Regions from separate parts of the Homo sapiens genome. Here region 2 is linked to region 1. Evidence: chromatin contacts called from ENCODE Hi-C or POLR2A ChIA-PET data. All regions are on one chromosome and are shown on one strand. The core of a region is the stretch at or near the end of the contact, and the rest is flanking DNA. Distances in the headings are between cores, read along the strand shown. Region 1 overlaps NFIA (nuclear factor I A). Region 2 overlaps NFIA (nuclear factor I A).

Region 1 (5,976 bases), core at 1,120-3,619:
TCCCAAAACACACTTTGAGAAATTATGCCCTTAGCCTTTTCTCTGCTTTTGAGTGAAGAAACTTATTCTGATTCAGTCCTGTTGGTGTAAAAATCATCTTCCTGCTGACCCTTCTGTTTATCTGAAGCCCTTAAAAATTAATAACGCTCTAGTCTCCATTTGGTACCAAGTGCCTGGTGGTGGGGGACTCTGTCTCAGAAGCAGTGATACTTGATTCAGTTGTCTCACCTCCTCTACTCATCTATCCAGTCCATTGCAATTTACTCTAAGTACTTCAAACTGTGTCCTTGGAAGACAGAGTTGCCTGGAGCTATTCCAAGTTGGCAAAGGGATGTTCTAATAAAGCTCTTAAGTGGTACTACTTGCTGATCAAGAGCAGAGGATAAGGGTGTTGAAAATGTGATGCTGCAAAGGTCATTTCATGAGGCACTAAAGTCCATTTTTAAAAGGTCTCCACTCCTTTCACCCCATAATTTTGAGTATTGGAAAGATTTACTAATGAAGCTCTTTGCTGTGTTATCCCTGCCAAGAAACAGACTTTAAAAATATATTATTTTCCAGATTCATGACATAGGAATCTATTGAACCCTTCCACCTTAAGTTTGCTCCATTCCTCAAAATGTGTTTCTATCACTTATATATTTTGTTTTTTGTTTTTTTAAAAAACAAAAAAAAAAGTCTGTGAGAAGGAAATTGATTTGAAGGTTTTAGCCTAAAACACAGTAAATACTCAATGTAAAGCCATTACATGAGTTTTTATGTCCATAGTACTTTTTTTTTTTTGAGACTGAGTCTCGCTTTGTTGCCAGGCTGGAGTGCAGTGGCCCAATCTCAGCTCACTGCAACCTCTGCCTCCCGGGTTCAAGTGATTCTCCTGCCTCAGCCTCCTGAGTAGCTGGGACTACAGGTGCATGCCACCATGCCCAGCTAATTTTTGTATTTTTAGTAGAGACGGGGTTTCACCATGTTGGCCAGGATGGTCTTGATCTCTTGACTTTGTGATCCGCCTGCCTCGGCCTCCCAAAGTGCTGGCATTACAGCTGTGAGCCATCGCGCCCAGCTCGTACTTTTTTTTTTTTTTTTTTTGCATGTGAAAGAGATGGAGCAACTATAGCAGGAAATTTTATTTTGTATCACCAAAAGGAAGTTTGCTTGTTCGTATCTACGATTGACATCTTCAGTACTTGCTGAATAAGCACAAATGATTCCTTTTCTATCGCAATATATATGTTTGCATCTACCTAAGAGATTTTAGATTTGTGAGTGTATGGAGCCCTCATTAGTATGAGAGATTAATTTATTTCAGTGTTTGAGCTGTTACTGAGCTTAAAATCTTAAAAAACACACACAATACAACACCAGCTCTGTAATCTTTTTACCGAGTAGACTATAATAATTCCAGAAGATTTAACATAGTTTATTAGATGAATGGCTTGCAACTTTAAGGGACCATAAACTTATATTTAAAAATTATCATAAGTAAAACAGGATTCTGACAGTAATGCATGTAATCTAATTCACTAATGTATCAGTTGTGAATACTTTTTAGATATCCAGTAAACTAAAATGAAACAGTGGACATACAACAAACATGTGTAACAGAAGAAAACCCAACTTTAGAAGAAAGTAGTATTTGTGTAATATTTAATGTGGTACGATAGTAGTAGCATTACAAGATTAGTGATCAGCTGGGGTTATTAAACCAAAGTTTGCCTCATGCTGTCGACGTTAAGCAGCCACTTGGTAAAGCCTGGGAAGTAACATGTGCCTCAACAGTTAGCACTTAAAGACTGTGTTTTAACGAGTCTCCAGATATGTATTTACATGATAGACCATACTAACACCTTTTAGTGTTATCTGTCAATCAAGATTTCATAATATTCCTTTACAAAATGTATCTGCTGTCCACATCCATTATCCTACTCTACTTACTTTGTATTTTTATGTATTTATTAGGAATTCATAGTCACCTGACCTCTTGGCAGCCATCCCTAAACTTCACATTAACCCTGCTTCTCAGGGATTGCAGGGGTCATTTTAACCCCCATGAACCTGAAAGGTCCAAATAATTCAGTCCAAAGATGGTTGAAAAGGGATCTGCAAAGTCTCCTCCCACAAAGAAATGCTTTATTTCATGCATTTGGCAACCAACCCCTCCCATCTTTTTATTTTTATTTTTATTTTTGGTAAAGGGATTTTACATCAGACAGATATTATTAAAAAATTTTATTTAACACTCAGACACATTTTATTCTAAAACGAATGCTTGCTCAAGAGTCTAAGAAGGCTTCATGGGAAGAGCAAAGCAATCTAAGCCATATGTATTGGGCAGGTTGCCAGTTGTTTGCCAATATGCCCAAGCCACCTGGCTGTGCATTCAGCCAAGTATGCCATTCCGACCAGCCAGCTTTAACCTCCCGGCTGCTTTTCAGCACTTAGGAAACTCCAAAGGCCTGGGAGCTGCACTTCATTTCTCCCATGCCAATAGTTTTCACTTATACAAACTGCACAGCTACACTGACCGGTAACTCTCAAACGCCCATTTTGAATGAGCTCTCCTTTTGTTTAAAGCACCATTCACTGGTGTTGAACCAGTGCCATAAGATGAGTCTGGAGATAGCAGACTGAAACCTTTACCCATATGCCATAGACAGACACTTTGACTGACAAGCAGCATTTTTTTCCCAAGCCTGTAGCGACAGGGTTTTGTGATTCTGGTTTGCTGAGATTTGGATTGGCTTTATTTGCCGCTGGTTTCAATTTTATTTTGGGTGGTTCTAACTTTTAAATGTTTGGAAACGTTTGTTCATTTGATTTTCCCTTTTTGTTTAGTTTAGAAATTGGTTGAGCTGTTTCATAATTTATCAAGCTTGATTTCATAATCTTTGGCAATCTAGGTCAGGAATCATGCAGAACAGGCACGATTTGATGATGGGATCTTGAAGACTGATTCGTTCTTTTTAAAAGTCACGATAGAGAAAGCTTTACTCCTGAAAGGCGGTATTCTTTCTTTCATCAGGGCGTAAAAATTATATAATGCCTTGTTTCCCTTTTTGCCTTGGCTCCCAAGAAACTCAGAGATAAGTTTAATTCTTAACCTTGGTGAATATTTCAGCCTAAGTTTTTGCCCCCACTACTTCTCTAACCCCTGCAGTTTTTGTTCATGTTTTTCTTCTTTTATGGACTTAAATGTGTATGTGTGCTAATTTACTATATGTTTATGAACCATCTCAAATTATTTTTGGAAGGTAGATGAAGTAACCAGTAAGTAAATAAAACTTCAGATTAGAAACTTTAGTCTATTCCTAATTAAAATCTTTAAGTGGCCTTGTCTGGTATCATAAGCAGGTGTTTCAGATTCATTATCTCAGGTTTTAAATGAGGAAAGCTGTGAATATTTAAGCCTAGAAGTTTCATTATTATAAATTTTTGTGCTAGCCTTTGGACTGACCAATTTATTATTTTCTATCACTATTGTGGTCTGTACATTCTCAAGTTGATGCCATTTCCCTCTTCCCGGCTCAATGACCACTATCTCTCAGATCTTGAAGATCTGTTTTGGCTTGGTTCCAATTTAATCAGTCTGAATGGATCCTATTGAGTAACTTGACTCATTCACCCTGCTAAAGAGAGTCTGAATACACTATTTCTGAAGGTTTTTTTAAACCTATTATAATGTTCTTTTTTATTAGAATTGTCAGTCATTTCAGGAAAAACATGTGATCTGTATGTAAGTGTGTTTTGAGAGTCCATTTTTCATCCCATTAATAAGACCCATTCGAATTGTAGCATTTTGGCCAAAGTCCTGTGACACACTCAACAAAGCCGTGAGCAAGGTGGAGTTGCACCAGCTCACAAGATGGATAGACAGAGCTGGGGGAAGTGTCCCAGCGGGTTTTTGCAGTCTGTCAGAGGAGCTGCAGCTGTAACCACCCATCTGTGCATCCTTGGCTTGGACTGGGCTTCAGTATTGAACACTTACCCTGAAGAAAGATGTTCAAAGAAATGGATGGTGTGGCTCAAATAATAATGGCCAAAATGTGACAGGGTTAATGTTGGAAGAGAAAAACTATTATGTTCCAGAAACTATGAGATTTAGCTTTTTGGCATTTCTAAAATTTTAAAATTTCTGCAGTATTCAATTCATTCATTCATTTTGTTTTTTTCTGGACCTGGTAGAAATACTGGGCTTTCTGTATTTTTTAAAAAAAATGTGTACATGAAGGTTTTCGGTGTAATGTTAAATCCAAAAGAATCCTGAAGATCATATTAGTAGTATTTTCCCTGATTTATGTTTATATCTTATGATTTAAGCTTTCTTCGTTAGGCAGCCACATTGTATGTCTTTGCTCTCTAATGTTTATTATCTCCTCATTTATTCTGAGATATAAATTTTTCTTTTGAAAACATTTGAGTGCAACAATAAGCTCAATAATCCTGAACAAAGAAAAGACTATTAATTATTTGTGCCTTTAAAGGTTAATTATTTCAACCTTAAAAGAATCTTATAAGAACCCATTAATAAAAAAGAATGCAAATATATTGCCCAAAAAAATACACAAATTATTGTCTTTCATATAGGGGAGGAAATAAATATGTTTCATCTGAATTGTCTGAAGTAAGTCATGAATGGAGTCAGGGTAAAAGAAAAAAAAAAAGCAACGTAATTTTTTCCTTTATTGGAACCAAATTTCTTAATTCCTCTGTACAAATCAACTTGACCATTTTATTGAACTAAAAAGCATAAAATATAAGATCACGTTAAAGATATTCTTAGAAAGATAAATTACTATGTCATTTTTCTCAATATAACCCGCAAATTACTCAGTCATATATTCTGAAAATAAATATCTTTTGTATTTATGCTTGAAATTTTGTGATATATTTATAGTGCAGTGAATTTTTCATCCCATCTCTCAAATATTTTCTCATGTACATAGGCCTCCAAAACATCATTGTTGCTCTAGGTAAGATCTTAGGAAATGTTTTATTAAAATTTCTTGTATTTGATTTTGTTTGATAAGCTCAAACAAAAATGGAATGTGAAACTAGATGTCATCTCAAAGAGAAATCAATATTGGTTCATTTATTGAATGCCTACTATGCTAGGTGCTATAAGAATCCCATCCTTGCTCTGTGATCAAAGTCTGATTGAATCAGGAGCTGTGTGTCTTTCCTTCCTCCCCAACATGCATTTATTGCCTTTTCATTCAAATTTTAAATATTTTAAATGTTGACTTTTCTACAAAAATCTGGGATACAGGTGTGAAAACCTTACTAAAAATCATGTGGAACAAAAAGAATTTGATACAATTTAGCATTGATTCCAAATTTTTTAAAACCAGTAACAAAGGAGAATAGTATCCTTAACAGGATAAAATTATCTATGTCATGTCAACAGAAGGAATCATACTGAATTGTGAAATATTGGAATCATCTCCCCTAAGATCAGGAAGAAAACAAAGATGGCTGCTATCACCATTATTATTTAATGTTCTTCTAGAAGTTTTGGACAATGTCATATTATATGACTTAGAAATAAGAATTATAACTATCTGAAAGGAAGAAATGAAATTATCACTATTTGGAAATGATAGAATTATCTACCTAGACAAAAGGTTTAATTAAAAAACATTTGGAATTAATAAGAAAATTTAGCAGAAGATCTAGTTAAAAGATAAACATCCCAAAGCCAAAAATTGTGTTATATAATCATCTCCAATAAGAAGCTGTGACAGAAAAAAGATCTCATTCAGGAGAGCAATAAAAAACAGAATATCTAGAAATAACCTTAAAATAATTTGACAGTAATTTGATGGAAAGACCTACTGTGAAGTGGGTGTTCTGAATTATGAGAGTTATATGAATAGGAAGGAATGGCATCTAATGGTATCACCCCTTAAATATTTCTGTCAAATCATAACCTAGAAGTTATCTCTTACTCTTCTTTCATGTTTCATATCTAATCATCCACTA
Region 2 (5,976 bases), core at 2,873-5,372, 230 kb after region 1:
GCCGCAACTGGCCCCGCTGCAACAACTCTCCCGTCGGAACTGCCTGGAGTGGCTTGTGGAGACTTGTGTCCCTCGAGGGAGAGTGTCTGTCATTTGGGGAGACATGGTCATGTGGCACGAGCATGCTAGAAGTCATCCATCCAGATGCCTTGCTTTGCCCTCATTGGGGTGACTGACACCAGGCTTTGGTAACCTCGGATACAGCTTGTTCTTCCTTCCCTCCTTTATTTATTTAACAGTATTTATTACATGCCCACCCTGGCATCCCTTAGATAGCCAGCTTGCCTGGGATGAAAACAGGTAATTAAAGTTTAGCAACTGTGACAGAGGAGAATCCTGAGGGTAAAGGCCCCAAGAAAGACCCCTCTGAAGAAGGGACATCTAATCTTAGAACCCAAGGACTAGTAAGCATTAGCAAAGCCAAGGAGTGGGACAGCCTGTGCCCAGGCCTGGCAGGGAGAAAGCATTTGGCTTTGGGGGATCCGGAAGAAGTTTAAGGCAACAAAAGTGTTGAGGACAAGTGGTGAAAAGATAAGGCCACAAAGGTGCCGGGGCCAATCCCGGCCCATTACGGTTTTAATAGTTTTCTGTACAATAAACAAGTCTTGGTTCGGAGTTACTGAAAACAGACTTTCTTTAATTAAGAAAATAAAATCAGGCAAGAAAAATGATTACAGAGATCAAAGCCCAAGGCTGGCAGTACCAGTAACTAACACCTGTGTACAGCATGACACCCTTTTCAGAAGAAACCAGTGTAAATCACTGCTGCCTCTCATGAATACAGACTGGTCCTCACAAGACTCTGAGGGTCCCAGGACAGGGACTGGCTTGCTTGAAGTCACACTGCTGGTCAGTGGAAAAAGTGACACCAATCCTGAGTCCTTTGGACACTGGATACTGGGCATCGTTCATTGCCAGAAGTTTATAAAATCCTATTGGGAGAAAAGCAGGCTATCTGGTATCATGAAGGGTCTAGAATCTAGCCACTGCTTCCTGATAGACAAGAAAGTCCTACAGGGCAGGGACTATATTTTACTCATTATATCCCCAGAGCCAGCATACATAGCACCTAGCACATAGAAGGCCCTTAGTGCTTGTTGGATGAGTGAATAAATGCTCCCAAATGGTTTATGCGAATGTGAGAAACTCAGAGTCCACTGAGAGACCTCATCCATTTCTATCATATTGAGATGGGCAGAAGAGACTACTGGGCTTTTGGCTGATTTGCCAAGGACAACTCATTTGGGCTAAACAGTAGGCTTTAGTCCATCCACAGAAGTGCGGGAAGCCAAAAATGACCCACTGGAGTAGTGTGAAGTAGTAGTGCAAAGCTAACACCTCCCCAAGAGAGAATGCACAACAGCGACAGCAGCTCCTGGAGTCTTGGCTTATTGGTTGGCTGAGTCCTCTTTGGGGGCTGATGAGGAGCTGGGCCTGCAGGGTGCGGGGAGGCCAGCCTGTGTTTGCACATTTCCGTTTTATGTGTGTGAATGTCCTCAAATAACCCACCTTGCCTGCAGAAGAAAGCCAAGTGTCACACCCAGTTCTGGATTCCACATTAACAACCTCCTTCCGCAGTGTTAAACTTTGCCCTTGTTGAGGCCTTTTGTTTAAGTTTTTAATCTGAAAAACAGATTCTGCTGCATCACAGTCCACTCTGCCCTCTGCCCCTGCCACCCCAGCACTCTCTGCTCCTTTTAGGGGTTAAAGTAAAATACAAAATACAAAAAATGTTTCTCAGACATTTTTCTTTTTCCTCTAGAATGTGCATCCTGCCCTCTTAGTAAAAAGAGGATGTAAAAAGCCTTTTAAAAAGTTGTTGCACACATTAGAGCATTTGTTGCTAACGCAGGGGTTGAGGCCATGGCCCGCATCAGCTGTGTCTTCAGCAGCCCCATGACCACATTTTGGAAGACGGCCCCTGTGTTCTGATTGCTCTCTGTGAGGCGTACGAAATGGAAGAGATTGGCACCGTCAGAGGTACCTTCTGCCATTTCAGGCTTCCTGTTTAGGATGCAGTCGGATAGATATTGTTTATGGTTCATAAAACCTGACTACTGTGAGTATTCCAGAATCCCAGCGGAATGGGATTCGAACTTTCATGGAGCTGTAAATTAACGGGCGGCAAGTGTGATAAAACTCCTTAGAGAACTGTGAGGGGAAAAAGTCGTGCTGCAATGGTTAAATGAAATTTTATAAGCACATTCAGTGTGGAGCTGTTTTGCATTACATGAGTTGAATACCTTAGAGACGCCACATCTGCAGGCACTTTATTAAATCCTTAGTCAGCACTTTTCCAACCTGATGAGATTACTTCTTCATTTGACTGGAGAAAAGGAAAGCTGAGCTCTTGTCCTGGACTGCAGATTTCTTTTGATGTTTCACCTTGAACATTGAAAGAGGACAGTCACCCCACTTCCCTCCCCACTCCCGCTCAGCACATCCCAAACTCTAGACATTGTGAATGTTACCGACTAATTTTACGTAACTGGAGCCTTGGTGGGAGTGTGGATTTGTGGACCTCCACAACAACTATAGCTGAAAGTTTCTGAGGAAAAAATAGATCAAAGCTCTGTGTTTACTTAATGTAAATGTATCAAGATAACATCATCCTATATTGCATTGTAATAATGCCACTCACTGCACATAGGGAGGGAGATTCCTTTGTAGTCCATTTGGATACAGTAGGGTAGATTAAGGGGCTATAAAGTACGAAGGCAGAAAGCATATGAAACCTAAGCTTATGTCACTAAATGTCTGAGGATAGTTTTTGTTTAATGTGTTACCATTTTCCCAGTGATTTGCTGCTCAACCCCAACGATCGAATAAGCTCAGATTTCTTTTATGTTTTTCCTATATGACCCAAGAAGAAAATATGCAGAATCATTCTTCAATTAATGTTCTAAAACTTGTACTGCTTGCATAATAGAAATTATAAGAAAATATCACAAGAGAAAAGTAGGCTTTTACAAACATTATATTGTCCATCTGGTGTTACTAGCAGCTCATGGAAGTTTCTAGGAATTGACTGGCTTACACATGTGTGACTGTCACACTCATCCCAATGGGATTATGAGTGTCTTTACAAACTGATTAGGAGAAAATTCAGGGAGATGTATGAATTATTATTATTATTATTATTATTATTAGAACTATCTGCCATCTCTGCAAATAAATGATTTAATCAGAGACTTCAAAAAAGAAAAATTCCCTGTGTGGTTCCCCTAACCAACTTCCTGTTCTGGAAAACCTTGGTCAAGTAGCTGGGTTAATTGTCATGAAGATTAGTGTGATGTTGAAATAAGTACTAATGGTCAAATTATAGGAGTGAACAAGTTTAAGAATAGGTTTTGGTTTGGGCCTGAAAGGGTTAATTAAGGTTTTTTCACGGGTTATTAAAGACCCCCAACCTCTGCCTTCAGGAGTCATATTGACACCCCACCACAGGGCAGCTCAGCCCCTCTGTTGACATGTTGCTGGTCAGAGCACAATAGCCTTCTGTGTCTGCAAATCATTGCTAAAATCATCTCAAGGAAAAAAAAGTTTGAAAGCTTTAACGTTAGACAAAAGCCCAAGAGTTGCAGCGTGCAGCCCAAAAACCTGGAGTCAGCAACTTCTATTGATTAAAAACTAACCTTTAAAGTAACTCTGAGAGTGTGTGGTTAGCATTTAAATTTAAACATGTCATGAGTTGATTTGTGTTACTGAATACCAACTCAGAAGGAGTAACATTCACATCGCATTTTTTTTTTCTAATTCCCTTAAGCAGCTAAAGTATTTCATGAAATGTCAATAGGGCAAAAAGAAAAAGAGGTGGGGGGCTGATGCTGGGCCTTGTAGTTTTCTTTCCCATGCAAATATCCACCCCCCAAAAGAAAAGTGTGCAGAGTGAAACACAATAATTAGTCCTTTGTCTAACTTTCCCAAGTGCCAGAGAAAGACAGATTAATTAAATATACAACAATGTTGGTTTTTGGAGTGGGGGTCTTGCTTGCTGTGTAGGTCATAAATTAGGCAGAATAAATACTTCAATGTGTTTGCAGTGGGCCTGCTACGTCAGAACCACTGGAAGGTTGGTGGGAGGAGAGCAGAGGGTTTCTTGCTAATGATAGTCACGTCTGGGTCTGTCTGGTTGCTCTTAGCAACCAGACATGATGTAACACCAGGATGAACTTGAACTTGGGGGACTTGAAAAGAGAACAATAGACCAGAGCAATCAATAAAGCCTATTTCAGTGAAGGATTACAGAGCTGCTCTGGGGTAACCTTGTCGGCAAGGCACATACTGAATAGTAAGATGTGTGAAGAAACTTTTTTTTTTTTTTTTTTTTTTTTGCTTTGCTTTTTAAGAGAAGTGCAGAGGCACTGCAGATTTTTGTAGTGCCCTGAGGTCTCGTCCAGAAACTGTGGTGTGGAGAACTGCTCCCCCTGCTGACTCACTGGGTGCCAGGCCTTTGCTTCAAGAACTACCTTAGTGTCAGATTGAAGAAGTCTGGAATTTCACAACCGACTTAGAAAGTGTGAAAACAGAAATAGTAAGCATTATTCCCCGCACCCAAAGTTTGAACCTGTTTTGTAGAAGGGAGGAAGCGGCTCTAACGTGGATGAGAGTCAGCTGTTAGGTAGAGGCCTACTAGAAACACAGTTTGGGGTTTGCTTTCTCTCTCCTTTCTCTCCCCCTCTTCTTTCTTTTGTCCAGCTAGATTTAGGCCATGTGTATTTGCCAGGCTGATTTCCTTTCAGGACACAAGAGGCTTTATTGTGTTCCTCAAAGCATGTGGTCAAAGAATAACATCTGAAAGTCTACAGGATGCGTAGTTTTTCGGTCTGGGCTTAAGTTTTTTAAACTCCTCTGGAAATCAAAGGTGGCTTGTGTGACTAGGAAATCTTATACCAAACTCCATGTAGCTATCACTTAGCCATTCATCCCTGGGGACCAAATGAGTCCTTACATTACCTAATGGAATCTCTTCCACAGGGATGATCCTTCACCTGCCTGAAGCAACCCAATTAGAACCCTTTCTGATACCGTCAACTTAAAGAATTCAGAAGCATTGGTTTTTGTTAGGCCTTGGTAATTTTTCTGTAAATAATGATAAATGTAGTGAATTTGTCAAGGTATCTCTAGAGAAAAGTCGGCAAAAGCCACATACTTTTTTATTTCACTGGAGAAACTAACTCTGATGTTAGTCCATAATTGCTCATTCTGTCTAGCTAACAGAAAAAGAAATGCCAGCAGATAAAGTGATATATGACCAGACAATTGCTCAAAGCTAACCACCTAAGGATTTACGAAAGGAAAAGGTAACCAGTAACTGGGCCTGGCAGGCACACAGAAGGCTCTAAATAAATGCTGCATGGACGCAAGCATGAATGAAGGGTACGCAGTGGCCTCATTTTTCCTTTGGACAATGTGGTACTTAATAGAGTAAAATCTTGATCCTACTTAGTTATTATGTTTCATGTTTGAAAATACCATTTTAGATATATTGGGCTGAAAGGAGCATCTTCCCTCATAAAATCCTACATATGTAAGGAAGGAAAAATACTGTGACTTGCTCAAAATCACCCAGGAAGACTGGGTCCAGCACTTTTTCCACCTTACCTCCACTTATTCTTGTGTCGCTATTGACCATCTGGGCCTGTTAGGAGAGTGTCACAATCATGGCTTCAGTGCCTGCACCTCATTTGAAAGGAGATGTTGAAAATCATCAGAGTAGCCATTCATTGCCACATGAAACCCCTCCCTTTACCCATTCTCCATTCATTCAACTCTTCTTCATTAAGAACGTTCTGTATTCCAGGCACTGGGCTAGGCACTGAGGATTGAATGATAAACAAGATGGTCAAGTTTCCTGCCCTCCTATAACTGCCCCCATCAGTTAACAAAACCCTTATTTGTATTTCAAGTGAACAGAAATACCTCATTCTGTAAGATATACTCAGAATGTTGGAAAACCCCAATGAAGACAATGAA

Evidence for each region. Hi-C counts contacts between places; a loop is a spot of excess contacts on that map. ChIA-PET counts read pairs that join two places held with the same protein, here RNA polymerase II (POLR2A). Pooled maps may share reads with other maps.
Region 2: a map of Calu3 shows a loop between it and region 1 (2.1-fold over the local background). The contact joins two enhancer-like sites. A Hi-C loop is called at or near these places in 3 of 168 maps with a recorded cell type or tissue (Calu3, PC-3 and psoas muscle) and 5 of 50 pooled maps. POLR2A ChIA-PET finds 5 or more read pairs at or near these places in 2 of 52 experiments (PC-3 and activated T-cell).

Annotation. Positions count from the first base shown.
Region 1 is chr1:61,224,487-61,230,462 of GRCh38, forward strand. The region is part of intron 2 of NFIA (nuclear factor I A); the gene reads left to right. Among named protein-coding and RNA genes, the nearest start is that of NFIA-AS1, 26 kb to the right of the region's middle. Within about 2 kb of position 2,370, at least 8 of the 41 ENCODE cell types and tissues checked have a DNase peak (open chromatin) inside an H3K27ac peak, as active enhancers do.
Region 2 is chr1:61,449,134-61,455,109 of GRCh38, forward strand. All of the region lies in intron 10 of NFIA (nuclear factor I A), which reads left to right. Among named protein-coding and RNA genes, the nearest start is that of NFIA-AS1, 200 kb to the left of the region's middle. RefSeq lists an enhancer at 2,990-5,385. Within about 2 kb of position 4,123, at least 23 of the 41 ENCODE cell types and tissues checked have a DNase peak (open chromatin) inside an H3K27ac peak, as active enhancers do.